Linked DNA regions of Homo sapiens: region 1 is linked to region 2. The links are chromatin contacts, found by Hi-C or POLR2A ChIA-PET in ENCODE. All regions are on one chromosome and are shown on one strand. Each heading gives the region's core, a stretch centred on a gene start or an enhancer-like site at or near the end of the contact. The rest is flanking DNA. Distances are from core to core; before and after follow the strand shown. Region 1 holds the start of HAR1B (highly accelerated region 1B). Region 2 holds the start of RPS21 (ribosomal protein S21).

Evidence for each region. A loop is a pair of places that touch in the nucleus more often than their neighbours do. ChIA-PET counts read pairs that join two places held with the same protein, here RNA polymerase II (POLR2A). Pooled maps may share reads with other maps.
Region 1: a map of naive thymus-derived CD4-positive, alpha-beta T cell shows a loop between it and region 2 (27-fold over the local background). The contact joins the promoter of HAR1B here to the promoter of RPS21 in region 2. A Hi-C loop is called at or near these places in 1 of 168 maps with a recorded cell type or tissue (naive thymus-derived CD4-positive, alpha-beta T cell) and 4 of 50 pooled maps. POLR2A ChIA-PET finds 5 or more read pairs at or near these places in 1 of 52 experiments (WTC11).

What each region holds. Positions count from the first base shown.
Region 1 is chr20:63,097,995-63,103,568 of GRCh38, forward strand. It overlaps HAR1B (highly accelerated region 1B), which reads right to left and starts at 4,325. Exons shown (of 3, transcript NR_152601.1): 1 at 4,121-4,325. HAR1A (highly accelerated region 1A) reads left to right here and starts at 3,298. Exons shown (of 2, transcript NR_003244.2): 1 at 3,298-5,260; 2 at 5,561-5,574. RefSeq lists a silencer at 4,374-4,763.
Region 2 is chr20:62,382,355-62,388,352 of GRCh38, forward strand. RPS21 (ribosomal protein S21) reads left to right here and starts at 4,749. Exons shown (of 6, transcript NM_001024.4): 1 at 4,749-4,782; 2 at 4,967-5,034; 3 at 5,257-5,320; 4 at 5,489-5,560; 5 at 5,955-5,998. The coding sequence starts at 4,985. It overlaps RPS21-DT (RPS21 divergent transcript), which reads right to left and starts at 4,635. Exons shown (of 1, transcript NR_186459.1): 1 at 3,949-4,635. RefSeq lists enhancers at 663-842, 3,887-3,936, 4,215-4,906, 4,907-5,598 and silencers at 4,287-4,406, 4,837-5,026.

The sequences.
Region 1 (5,574 bases), core at 3,075-5,574, 720 kb after region 2:
AGAGAGGACTTTACACAGAGGCTGTGCATTCCCTTTTTTTTAATTTTTTTTTTTTGAGTCAGAGTCTCGCTCTGTCGCCCAAGTTGGAGTGCAGTGGCGCGATCTCGGCTCACTACAACCTCCGCCTCCTGGGTTCCAGCGATTCTCCTGCCTCAGCCTCCTGAGTAGCTGGGATTACAGGCGCACATCACCATGCCCGGCTAATTTTTTGTATTTTTAGTAGAGACAGGGTTTCCCCATGTTGGCCAGGCTGGTCTCGAACTCCTGACTTCATGATCCACCTGCCTTGGCCTCCCAGAGTGCTGGGATTACAGGCATGAGCGACCGTGCCCTGACTGAGGCTGTGCATTCCCTAACAGAGGGGGACGTCTGGCTGCCCCCACAAAACAGCAGCTCTGAGCATGTCTAAGGTCAGCCCCTCCCTGCTTTCCTTTTCTCCCTGATCAAATTCATGTGGCTTCCACTCAGCCCCTTCTTCCGGCTCTTACTTAGGAATGCAGATCTACCCCAAACCCCAACACACACTGGAACCCTCAAGGTCCCATCCTACTGAAAGCCAGGTAGCCGGTGCAGTGAGCAATGGACAGATGGATGGATGATGGATGGTGGATGGATGATGGGTAGATGGAGGAATGCATGATGGATGAATGAATGAATAGATTAATGGATGAATTGAGTAGATAGATGAATTGATGGATGGATGATGGATGGATAAATGAATGGATGATGGATGAATAGATTAATAGATGAATGAATGAGTGGATGGATGGATAGATGGGTGAATGCATGGATGGATCATGGATGATGGATGGATGACAGATGCATGGAAGGATAGATGAATGAAAGAATGGGTGAATGGATTAATAGATGAATGAATGAGTGGGTGGATGGATAGATGGGTGAATGCATGGATGGAACATGGATGATGGATGGATGACAGATGCATGGAAGGATAGATGAATGAAAGAATGGGTGAATGGATTAATAGATGAATGAATGAGTGGGTGGATGGATAGATGGGTGAATGCATGGATGGATCATGGATGATGGATGGATGACAGATGCATGGAAGGATAGATGAATGAATGAATGGGTGAATGAATTAATGGATGGATGAATGGATGACAGGCTCTCCATGAGCCGCTCTGCTCTCCTCCATGGCCTCCTGCTCACTGGCCCCTATATCTCACATCCTACTTCCAGTTTAATGGAGACAAGAGTGTCCTCCCCAACCCAAGTTCTCACCCCCATCCCTTCCTCCCTCAGACCCACCTGGAAGAGCTGCTTCTCTTCTCTTGTAGAAGTCTCCCATCCCAAGGAGGTGCCTGGTCTTTCCCCTCAGGAAGGCACCTGGTCCTTCTTCCTCCCTTCCCTCCTGGGAGACATCTGGCCCTTCACCTCCCCCTGCCCCTTCACCTCCTATCAAGGCAGCTCCCTCAGTATTTTCTGCAGACCTTGTTTGTCTCCTGTGACGTTCATACCCTCCCGTTCCCACAGACATTCTTCCATGTCCAGCCCAGACAGAAGGAGGTCCCCCCCTGCCGGATGGATGATTGAGGCTGCCTGTGTGTACACGTATGACTGAGCAATGGACGGAGGTGTCTGTGTGCAGCAGGCATGTGGCACGACCTCGGAAGAGGGAACAAGACAAGATGTCCCCCAAGGTGCCCATGAGGACCCTCCCTGGGCAGCTGGACTCCAGCCCACCTTGGGCTGCAGTGTGCATTGGGGGTGGGGCCAAAGACCCCTCCACATAGAGAAGGCAGCCAAAGGGAGGAGGGAGTGGTCAGAAAAGGTTGTCTCAGCCAGGGAGCGGCTCCACCCTCTCCTGAGGACGCCTGACCTCAGACGTCAGCTCCCGTTAGAGACCCCCGTATACCCCCTGCCTAGAGCCAAACTCTGAGAGTCTCTGGATGGACTGAGGGGTGGGACAAGGAAAAAAAGGAAGGAGGGAGGGAGAGAAGCAGCAAGGAGGGGTCGCCTGGCCCGGCTCCCCCAGTGAGGAAAGGGGCTGTGGCACAGAGATTCCATCTGCAGGGCTGGGGGCAGCCGAGAATGGCACCTCCAACGCCCACGGCAGGGGCCCACCCGCCTGCCTCCTCCGGGACCACCGGGCCTGGCTCCTCTCACAGACTCTTTGAGAGCGTATTTGTGAAACGTAGCATATTGTGGGTGATTAGATTTAAATTTCAATACACTTTGTTAAAAATAGAGTTGGCTCTCGCCAAGAGGAGGCCGCAGGAAGGGGCTCTCAACGGCTCGTCTTTGGAATATTAATAGTATGGAAATGTTATTAGAATAATTTTTCATCATGAATAATAAATTAATGGAATAATTCGGCAGCGCCACGTGACATACCCTGCTAAGAGGGGCTTTGTTTTAACAGAATGGGGAGGGTGGGTTTGGGGTGTGGGGGAGGGCAGAGCTGGGGGAGGGTCCGCCCAGGGCAGGCGGGGTTGGGTGGAAGTGAGTGAGGTGCCTGAAGAGATGAAGGCTCCGGAGGCATTTGGGGAGGAGGACAGAGACCTGGGACCAAGTCCTCAGGCACTTTTAGCTTCATGTCTCAGCCAGGGTTCTGGCCCTGGCCGGCTCCTTCCCACAGAAAAGCTGGGAAGAGATCTTGGTAGGTGTCCGGCCCCACACACCATCCTGCTGGGGGTGGCTGGGTTGGACTTCACCATCCCCACAGCCCTGCAGCCTCCCCTCCTGCATCTTTCTCCTTGGTAAATGCCAGGAACCTCAAAAGCACCCAGAGGCCCAGAGAAATTGAGCACACAGGGGTGGGGAATTCAAGAGCAGGAGCTGTTTCTAGGGCCCCAGGGGCAGGGCCAGGGTCTCCTGGTCATTTCTGTGCTCGGGACCCCTGCTGCACCTGAGCTCACTGTGGAAACTGCCTGAGGGGGCCACACGGAGCTGATGGGGACAAGCATGCAGGGTGGGCACCCTTGTGGGCTCAGCTTGGTCCAGGGTGTCCACTGGGGGACGGGGAGGGAGATGGAGCACCAGGGAAGAAGCGTCTCTTCATGTGGTCAGCGCCCCCTCCTTCTCCCCACTCCCTCCTTTTGCCTCCCTTCCTGCTGCTGCCTGCACGGTGAGAACAGAGATGAGATGGCCCCTGCCCGGGAGCAGTCAGCGGCACCACAACCCTCCCAGGCCAACCCAGCTCCTGACAGAGAGGGAGGGAGGCAGCCTGGGGCTGGGGGCCCTGGCAGCAGTGGCACACGGAGTGTGCACATGGATCCTAGTCAGCCTTTTGCAGGGCGCTGAAGCCAGTGGGGGCCCCCAGGGAGGTTTTGGGGGAGTGTTGAGGGGGCCTGAAGGGTTCCGCTCCTCCCACCCAGGGAACCGCCATGCCACTAGTGGGCTGTCCTGGAGACTCGGGGAGAAAGCACACAGGCTGTCGGGAAAGGTGGGTCGCAGGCGGGCAGGGCAGCCCTGCTGTACTGATGGGCAGGCGCTGGGTGGGTGGAAGGCAAAGCCATCAGGTCATCCCCCTCTCTGTCCCTGCATTGGGCCAACCAGGTGTGTCAGGAGGATATTTGACCATTCCTGAGAGGCACATTCTCTCTCTCTCTCTCTCTCTCCCTCTCTCTCTCTCCCTCTCTCTCTCCCTCTCTCCCTCTCTCTCCCTCTCTCTCCCTCTCTCTCCCTCTCCCTCTCTCTCTCCCTCTCCCTCTCTCCCCCCTCCCTCTCCCTCCCTCTCCCCCTCTCCCTCTCCCTCTCTCCCCCTCCCTCTCTCTCCCTCTCTCTCCCTCTCTCTCCCCCTCTCTCTCCCTCCTCTCTCTGTCACACACATTTGCACATCCTGCAGTGTGAATGGAGTATGAATGTGTGTGGTAGGCGACAGCTGTGTGTGTACGTCCGGGTGCGTGTGTGCGTGTGTACATGTGAGCGTGTGTGCACGTGAGTTAGAGCCTGAGTGTCCCCTGCGTGGGTTAGTGTGTGCGCCCGCCCGGTGCCCTCCGTCTTGGGAGTCTGGGCTGCTGCTCCGCGGGCTCTGGAGCCGGCGCTCCCCACGAGCCCGGACTCTCCGCCGCGCCCGGGAGCTGCGCAATCGGCTGCTAAGACGCCGGCGCCACCGGCTGGGCCCTGTTCTCCCCTCTCTTTTCTACAGTCTTACCCGCAGCTGACAGGGTTCGAAAGAGCATGAAACGGAGGAGACGTTACAGCAACGTGTCAGCTGAAATGATGGGCGTAGACGCACGTCAGCGGCGGAAATGGTTTCTATCAAAATGAAAGTGTTTAGAGATTTTCCTCAAGTTTCAAATGAGGCGAATCCCGTTTTCCGCGATGCTGCAGCGCGCGGGTTTTAACCGCAGGGTCACGCGGAACGCCGCGCCGCGCGACTGTGCCTCGGTCTCTGCGCCCGGCTCTCCCTCCGGTCCGCAAGAGGAGGAAGGCCCGCGGCGTGCCGAGGTCAGCGGCGCGGAGCCACCAGGCGAGACGGTCACGGACGCCTGAACCGAGGTCACCGAGGCCACGGGGCCGGGAGGCCCTCAGCAGAGCCCGGGGGCTCCGCACCTCAAGGCCGGCCAGGAAGAAACAGCAGCAGGAGCCCAGGGCGCCCCGGGGAGCCCCCGACACGCGGGCCGAGCGCCCAGAGCGGCCCAGGCCCTCGCGAGGAGACCGGCCTCCCCAGGGCGGGGCTTCCGACTCGGGCGCCCGTGAGCCCCGGAGGCGGCGCGAAGGGGCAGAGTCCGCGTTTCTAACCAGCCCCCGGGTGGGCGGTGGCCCGCGCGGCACGGTGGGCGCGAGCGCCGTGGGCTGGGGCCGGCCTGGGCTTTCAGGGCGAGGGCTTTCCGCGCCGGCCCCAGCCCACCCGGCCCCGCTGCGCGCCCCTCACGCTGCAGCCTGGGAACCTGGGCCGGGAGCTGCGGGCCGCTCCGGGGAAGCGGGCCTGACCTCCCCTCCCCACCGCCGCCCCTGCGGTGAGATCCTGCCTGCCGGGGCGCAGGGGCCCGCGGTTGGGCTCCGGGAGACGGAAGAGGCCCCACAGCTCGGGCCCCACGCAGTGGACGCTGCCACTTAATTTTGGCGTAATTGATGTCAAGGCGGGTGCCCGGGCCCCCAGTGAAATGCCTCATGAACTCGCTGCGAGGAACGGCGCTCCACGCGGTGCACGGTGGCCAATCAGAGCTGCCGCTTCTGATGGAGGCTGAGCCGGCTGGGGAGGCGTCTTGGCCAAGAACCAGCCCCAGCCTCGCTCAGGGCCCCAACCCGCAGACCATGTAATTAAGCTGCGTTCTGCAGCCAGGGCAAGGTGCGGAGGGGCCTGTTTCTAGCATTGGGGAGGAGGAAGTGGGGAGGAGGGAGCGGGGAGGAAGGAGTGGGGAGGAGGGAGCGGGGAGGAAGGAGGAGTGGGGAGGAGGGAGCGGGGAGGAGGGAGCGGGGAGGAAGGAGTGGGGAGGAGGGAGCGGGGAGGAAGGAGGAGTGGGGAGGAGGGAGCGGGGAGGAAGGAGGAAGGAGCGGGGAGCAGAGGAGCAGAGCGGGAGGGAGGATCGTCGTGCAGGGGGCCTTTGTGGATGAGGCTGGGATGTCCCTGCCCCTCCGTTCCCTCCAGAGTCTCAGCTCTGA
Region 2 (5,998 bases), core at 3,499-5,998:
TATGCTGGGTGCCACACCTTTTTCTGAGCACTGGACAGGCATTGGTTTGTTGAAAGCAGCCAACTGCAGCACGGCTGGGTGGCTCCATGACAGTCGCTTTACTTTACAGCTAGAGGGAGAAGCAGCTAAGGAATTTGTGCCAGGTCACACTGCTAAAGAGGCACAAACCTGGGGTGACACTGGCAGTCAAAGTTATATATAGCAATTGCGGGGCAGAAGCAGGTGTGAGTGTGCTCTCAGGTGGATGCAGGGGCACTCAGAGACCCTGACTGGGATCACCCTGCAAAGGCAGCAACTGCTCTGAGCCGCTGGGGGCTGCTCTAGGATTCTGCAAAAAAGGCTCAGGCCGACGGTGTCTTCGAGTGCTAGGTCCTCCTGCCTCCTCAATCCCTCCTTCACACCTGCCCTCTGGCCCTTTCCCACGAGACCCACTGGAGGCCCAGTAAACAACTTACTGTACAGACAGCGGGTGGAGGGATGGAGGGGAGGGGCTCAGCTCCCTTCAGCCAGCCCCGTCCCTGCTCCAGCACTGCTCTCAGACACCACCTAGTGGCTTCTGGGGACAGTGCTGGTGGCCCCAAGCCTCCTGACAGGTAAGCAGTGCCACCTCCTCTGCAGGCCCCTGGAGGCTCTCCTGATGGAGCGACCCAGACGGCTTCCCTCGGGAGGACACTCCCCTCTCTGTTTTGGGGGTCTGCGATTTTGTACAGAAGGTTTTCTTAAAGAAGTGCTCATCCAGATTTCGTGGGCTCAGGAGATTTAGGTTGCAGAGGTTTCCCTTGAAGAACTCAGCCTTGGAGACCCGGCGCCCAGAGAGCGGACTTCAAGCTTTGTGTGAGTGAGTGCGTCCTAGAGTCTTGCCAAATAGCACCTATAGTCTCTGTAAAATTTTTGAGCTATAATTGATGCAAAATAAAATCCACTTTTTAAAGGATACAATTTGACGTTTTGACTTTTTTTTTTAAGACAGAGTCTTGCTCTGTCGCCCAGGCTGGAGTGCAGTGGCGTGATCTGAGCTCACTGCAAACCTCCGCCTCCCAGGTTCACGCCATTCTCCTGCCTCAGCCTCCTGAGTAGCTGGGACTACAGGAGCCCGCCACCATGCCCGGCTAATTTTTTGTATTTTTAGTAGAGACGGGGTTTCACCATGTTAGCCAGGATGATCTCGATCTCCTGACCTTGTGATCCACCTGCCTTGGCCTCCCAAAGTGCTGGGATTACAGGCATGAGCCACCGCACCTGGCCAATGTTTTGACTTTTATATGCAACTGTGAAACCATTGCCATCATCAAGACAGCATATACCTCCCATCACTCCCCGCGTTTCCTGTGTGTGTCTGTAATCCCATCATCAAGACAGCATATACCTCCCATCACTCCCTGCGTTTCCTGTGTGCGTCTGTAATCCCACTTGCTCACCACCCCACCCCAGGCAACCACCAACATGATTCCTGTCAGTTTTGATTGGTTTGCATTTTCTAGAGTTTATACAAATAAAATCACACAGTATGCTGTCTTTCGAGGGGGACGTACCATTATTTATCCATCTGCCTGTTGGTGTATGTGTGGATTGTTTCCATTTTTGGCTATGACACATAAAGCCTCGATGAACATTTCAGTACCAGTCTCCGAATGGACATATGTTTTCTTTCCTTTTTTTTTTTTTTTTTGAGACGGAGTCTCGCTCTGTCGCCCGGGCTAGAGTGCAGTGGCGAGATCTCGGCTCACTGCAACCTCTGCCCAACGGGTTCAAGTGATTCTCCTGCCTCAGCCTCTCCAGTAGCTGGGATTACAGGCGTGCACCATCAGGCCCAGCTAATTTTTGTATTTTTAGTACAGACAGGGTTTTGCCATGTTGGCCAGGTTGGTCTCCAACTCCTGACCTCAGGTGACCCACCCGCCTTGGCTTCCCAAAGTGCTGGGATTACAGGAGTGAGCCACTGCACCCAGCCTGGATACAGGTCTTTTATCAGATACAGGTTTTGAAAATATTTTCTGCCAGTCTGTGGCTTTCTTTCTTTCCTTCCTTTCTCTCTCTTTTTTTTTCTGGGTCTCCTGTCACCCAGGCTGGAGTTCTGTGGCATGATCATGGCTCATTGTAGCCTCCACCTCCTGGCTCAACTGATCCTCCCACCTCGGCCTCCTGAGCATCTGAGACTACAGACACACACCACTACATCCGGCCAATTTTTAAATTTTTTTGTAGAGGGGTTTCACCATGTTGCCCAGGCTGGCTGGCCTCAGACTCCTGAGGTCAAGCAATTGCCTGCCTCAGCCTCCCACAGTGCTAGGGTTACAGGCATGAGCCATCACTCCTGGCCTCTAATCTGCTTTTTTTGATGTGTCTTTGTCTGATTTGGGTATCAGGATAATACCGGCCTCATAAAATGATTGGAAGCATTCCCTCCTCCTCTATTTTTTGGAATAGTTTCAGTAGGATTGGTATTAGTTCTTTAAAAAATGTTTGGTAGGCCAGGTGTAGTGGCTCACGCCTGTAATCCCAGCACTTTGGGAGGCCAAGGCGGGCAGATCACGAGGTCAGGAGTTAAAGACCAGCCTGGCCAACATGGTGAAACCCCATCTCTACTAAAAATACAAAAATTAGCCAGGCGTGGTAGCAGACCCCTGTAATCCCAGCTACTCTGGAGGCTGAGGCAGGAGAATCGCTTGAACCTGGGAGGTGGAGGTTGCAGTGAGCCAAGACCGCACCACTGCACTCCAGCCTGGGAGACAGAGCAAGACTCCGTCTCAAACAAACAAACAAACAAACAAACAAACAAACAAAAACTAAGAATAGAGCTGCCATAAATAAAGCAATCCCACTGCTGGGCATATACCCAAAAGAAAGGAAATCAGTATATGAAAGAGATACCTGGCCGGGTGTGGTGGCTCATGCCTGTAGTCCCAGCTACTGAGGAGGCTGAGGCAGGAGAATCACTTGAACTCTGGGGGCAGAAGTTGCAGTGAGCCGAGATCGCACCACTGCACTCCAGCCTGGGTGACAGAGCGAGACTTTGTCTCAAAAAAAAAAGAAAGAAAGGAAGAGATACATGTGCTACGATGTTTATCACAGCACTATTATTTGTGGGAGCTAAAAATTAAAACAATTGAATTTGTGGAGACAGACAGTAGAAAGATGGTTACCAGAGGCTGGGAAGGGTAGAACAGTGGGAGGAGGGGGGCAAATGGGGATGGTTAATGGGTATAAAAAGACAGAAAGAATAAGACCTAGTGTTTGATAGCACAACAGGGTGTCTACAGTCAATAATGATTTAATTGCACATTTTAAAATGACTAAAAGAGTATAGTATTGGATTATTTGTAACGCAAAGGATAAATGCTTGAGGTGATGGATGCTCCATATACCCCATGTGATTACTACGCACTGCATGCCGGTATGAAAATATCTCATGTGCCCCATAAATGTACACACCCACTATGTACCCAAAAAATTAAACATAAAAAAACTTTTTTTTTTTGAGACGCAGTCTTGCTCTGTCGCCCAGGCTGGAGTGCAGTGGCGGGATCTCAGCTCACTACAAGCTCCGCCTCCCGGGTTCACGCCATTCTCCTGCCTCAGCCTTCCGAGTAGCTGGGACTACAGGCGCCTGCCACCACGCCCAGCTAATTTTTTGTATTTTTAGTAGAGATGGGGTTTCACCATGTTGGCCAGACGGGTCTCGAACTCCTGACCTCAGGTGATCCACCCACCTCCGCCCAAAGCGCTGGGATTACAGGCCTGAGCCACCGCACCTGGCCACTGAGTCTTAAGTTTTCTGAGGCTAGTTCTACATCCTAGGATCATGTCCCCCGCCCAGAGAAGACCCCAACATAGGCCGCGCTGCTCCCTCCGTCTACCGGTTTGGAGCTTCTCCTGGCAACAGGGTTCAGGCTACTAACAAGGCCTTCCTCAAGACCCCACCCATAACCAACGACCATACTTCGTGGGTCCATCTTTGTAACATCTTTACTTCCTTGGAGCAAATTCCCAGGAATGGGTTTTCGGGGTCCAAGGGTATGCACCTCTAGCACTACGACAAACGCGGCCAACACGCTTCAGGGAAACGGTGCCCCAGTTTGCATTCTGCTTCCCCTGCCCTGCCCTGGGGGTCTGACTGGTGAAACATGGGATGGCAGAGTGGTCGGGTGTTTCAGATTCCACGGTGGGCCGGGGTCTTTTCCTACCCTCGGGAGCCGTCTGAATTTCTCCTCTGCCGAGTTCCTGCGGGTGTCCTTCGCCCACCGGCCCGGGGGAGTGAGTAGCAGGCACCAGGTGAGCAGGCCTCCGCTCGCAGCGGCTACGTGCACGGGCAGGAGCACCGCCCCACGCCCCAGGTGGCCGCAGGGTGAGGGGACCGGAGGGCGGGAGGCGCACAATGGGGGGCACGCCCGTATCTCTAGCCCGGCCGGCAGCGGGCAGCGAGGCTCAGTCCTCGCCCCTTCTCCCAGCTGCTATTCGGGGCTCCCGAGGCGCTCAGAGGGGTCGACTGCGTCCGTGGGGCACAACCCAGGGGCCAGGCTAAGACGCCACACACGGCAACGACCCTCAACGACAACGACCCCCACGACGCCCCGCGCCCCAGGGCCAGCAGGCTGGGGTCCGAGAACCTCCTTGCCGGAAGCGGAAGTGCGTCACGGCGACGGCCGGCAAGCACGCACCGCGCAGACTCGCTGTGGTGGCGTGACCCGGAAGCGCTCGCCGAGGCCCCTCCTTGCCCGCCGATATCTCTGCCGGGTGACTAGCTGCTTCCTTTCTCTCTCGCGCGCGGTGTGGTGGCAGCAGGTGTGGCGCGCGGCGCGGGCTTCGGGCTCAGGGCTGGGGCTGGGGCGGGAGTGGGGGCTTGGACGCGGGGGACGGGGTGCGGGGTGCTGGGTGCGGCTGGGGCCGTGACCCTAGGGGCCGGTTTGCGCCGGGAGCCGGGGCACGGTTCCGGCCGTACTCACGGCGCCGCGCGGTGACTCCCCAGGCGCAGCCCAGCCTCGAAATGCAGAACGACGCCGGCGAGTTCGTGGACCTGTACGTGCCGCGGAAATGGTAAGCGCCCCCCACATGCCTCTCTTCCGTCCTTACCTAACCACCACGTCCCCTCGCCTGCCCTTGTTCCCCCACACCCCTCCCGTCCTTACCTCGTCACGTCCCTAACTTGTCCTGCCCCCGACGTTACTCTTTTCCATTCATATACCCCCAACCTCCCTCGTCCCCTCTTTCATTCTTACCGCCCAAGTCCCCTCTGCTCACTGCGCCCTTTCTCCACAGCTCCGCTAGCAATCGCATCATCGGTGCCAAGGACCACGCATCCATCCAGATGAACGTGGCCGAGGTGAGCTGGGAGCCCGGGAGGCGGGAAGGTTGTGATATATGTGCGGGAAAGGCAGGCTGTCCCATTGTGGAGGAGCCCCTGGGGTGAAGGTACAGGCAGAGGCTGGCTTTGAGGATTGGTGTTTCCCAAACCTGGGGGAGTGGTTTGTGACCCTTCTTCTCTTTCTAGGTTGACAAGGTCACAGGCAGGTTTAATGGCCAGTTTAAAACTTATGCTATCTGCGGGGCCATTCGTAGGATGGTGAGTGTTTCCCTGGGCTTTGCTCATCACTTCGGGACATCGTGGACTTTACCGTGCGCATTGGAGTGTGTGATGGTGCCTGAGTAGATCTGCTGGCAGAGTAGTTTGAGCCAGCTGGACTGGGCTGGCCGCCTGCCGCTTCTTGAGGGTGGAAGAGGGGTGCTCTGAGAAGACACTCAGGCAGCAGACTCTGCCTCTCACTAGGAGGTGCCCCCCCGACCCCGCTCCACCATAGTCAGGCTGCAGGCTGCCCCGGGAGAGGTGGCTCCCCTTCTGCGCCTGTCTCCATTCGCTCAGCGGGGGAGAGACGTGGGCTGGTGGCACAGCTGACCTTCTGCCATCTCAGGCAGCCGGAGTGGAAATATTCTTAGTGTGCTTTTTTTTTTTTCTTAAGGGTGAGTCAGATGATTCCATTCTCCGATTGGCCAAGGCCGATGG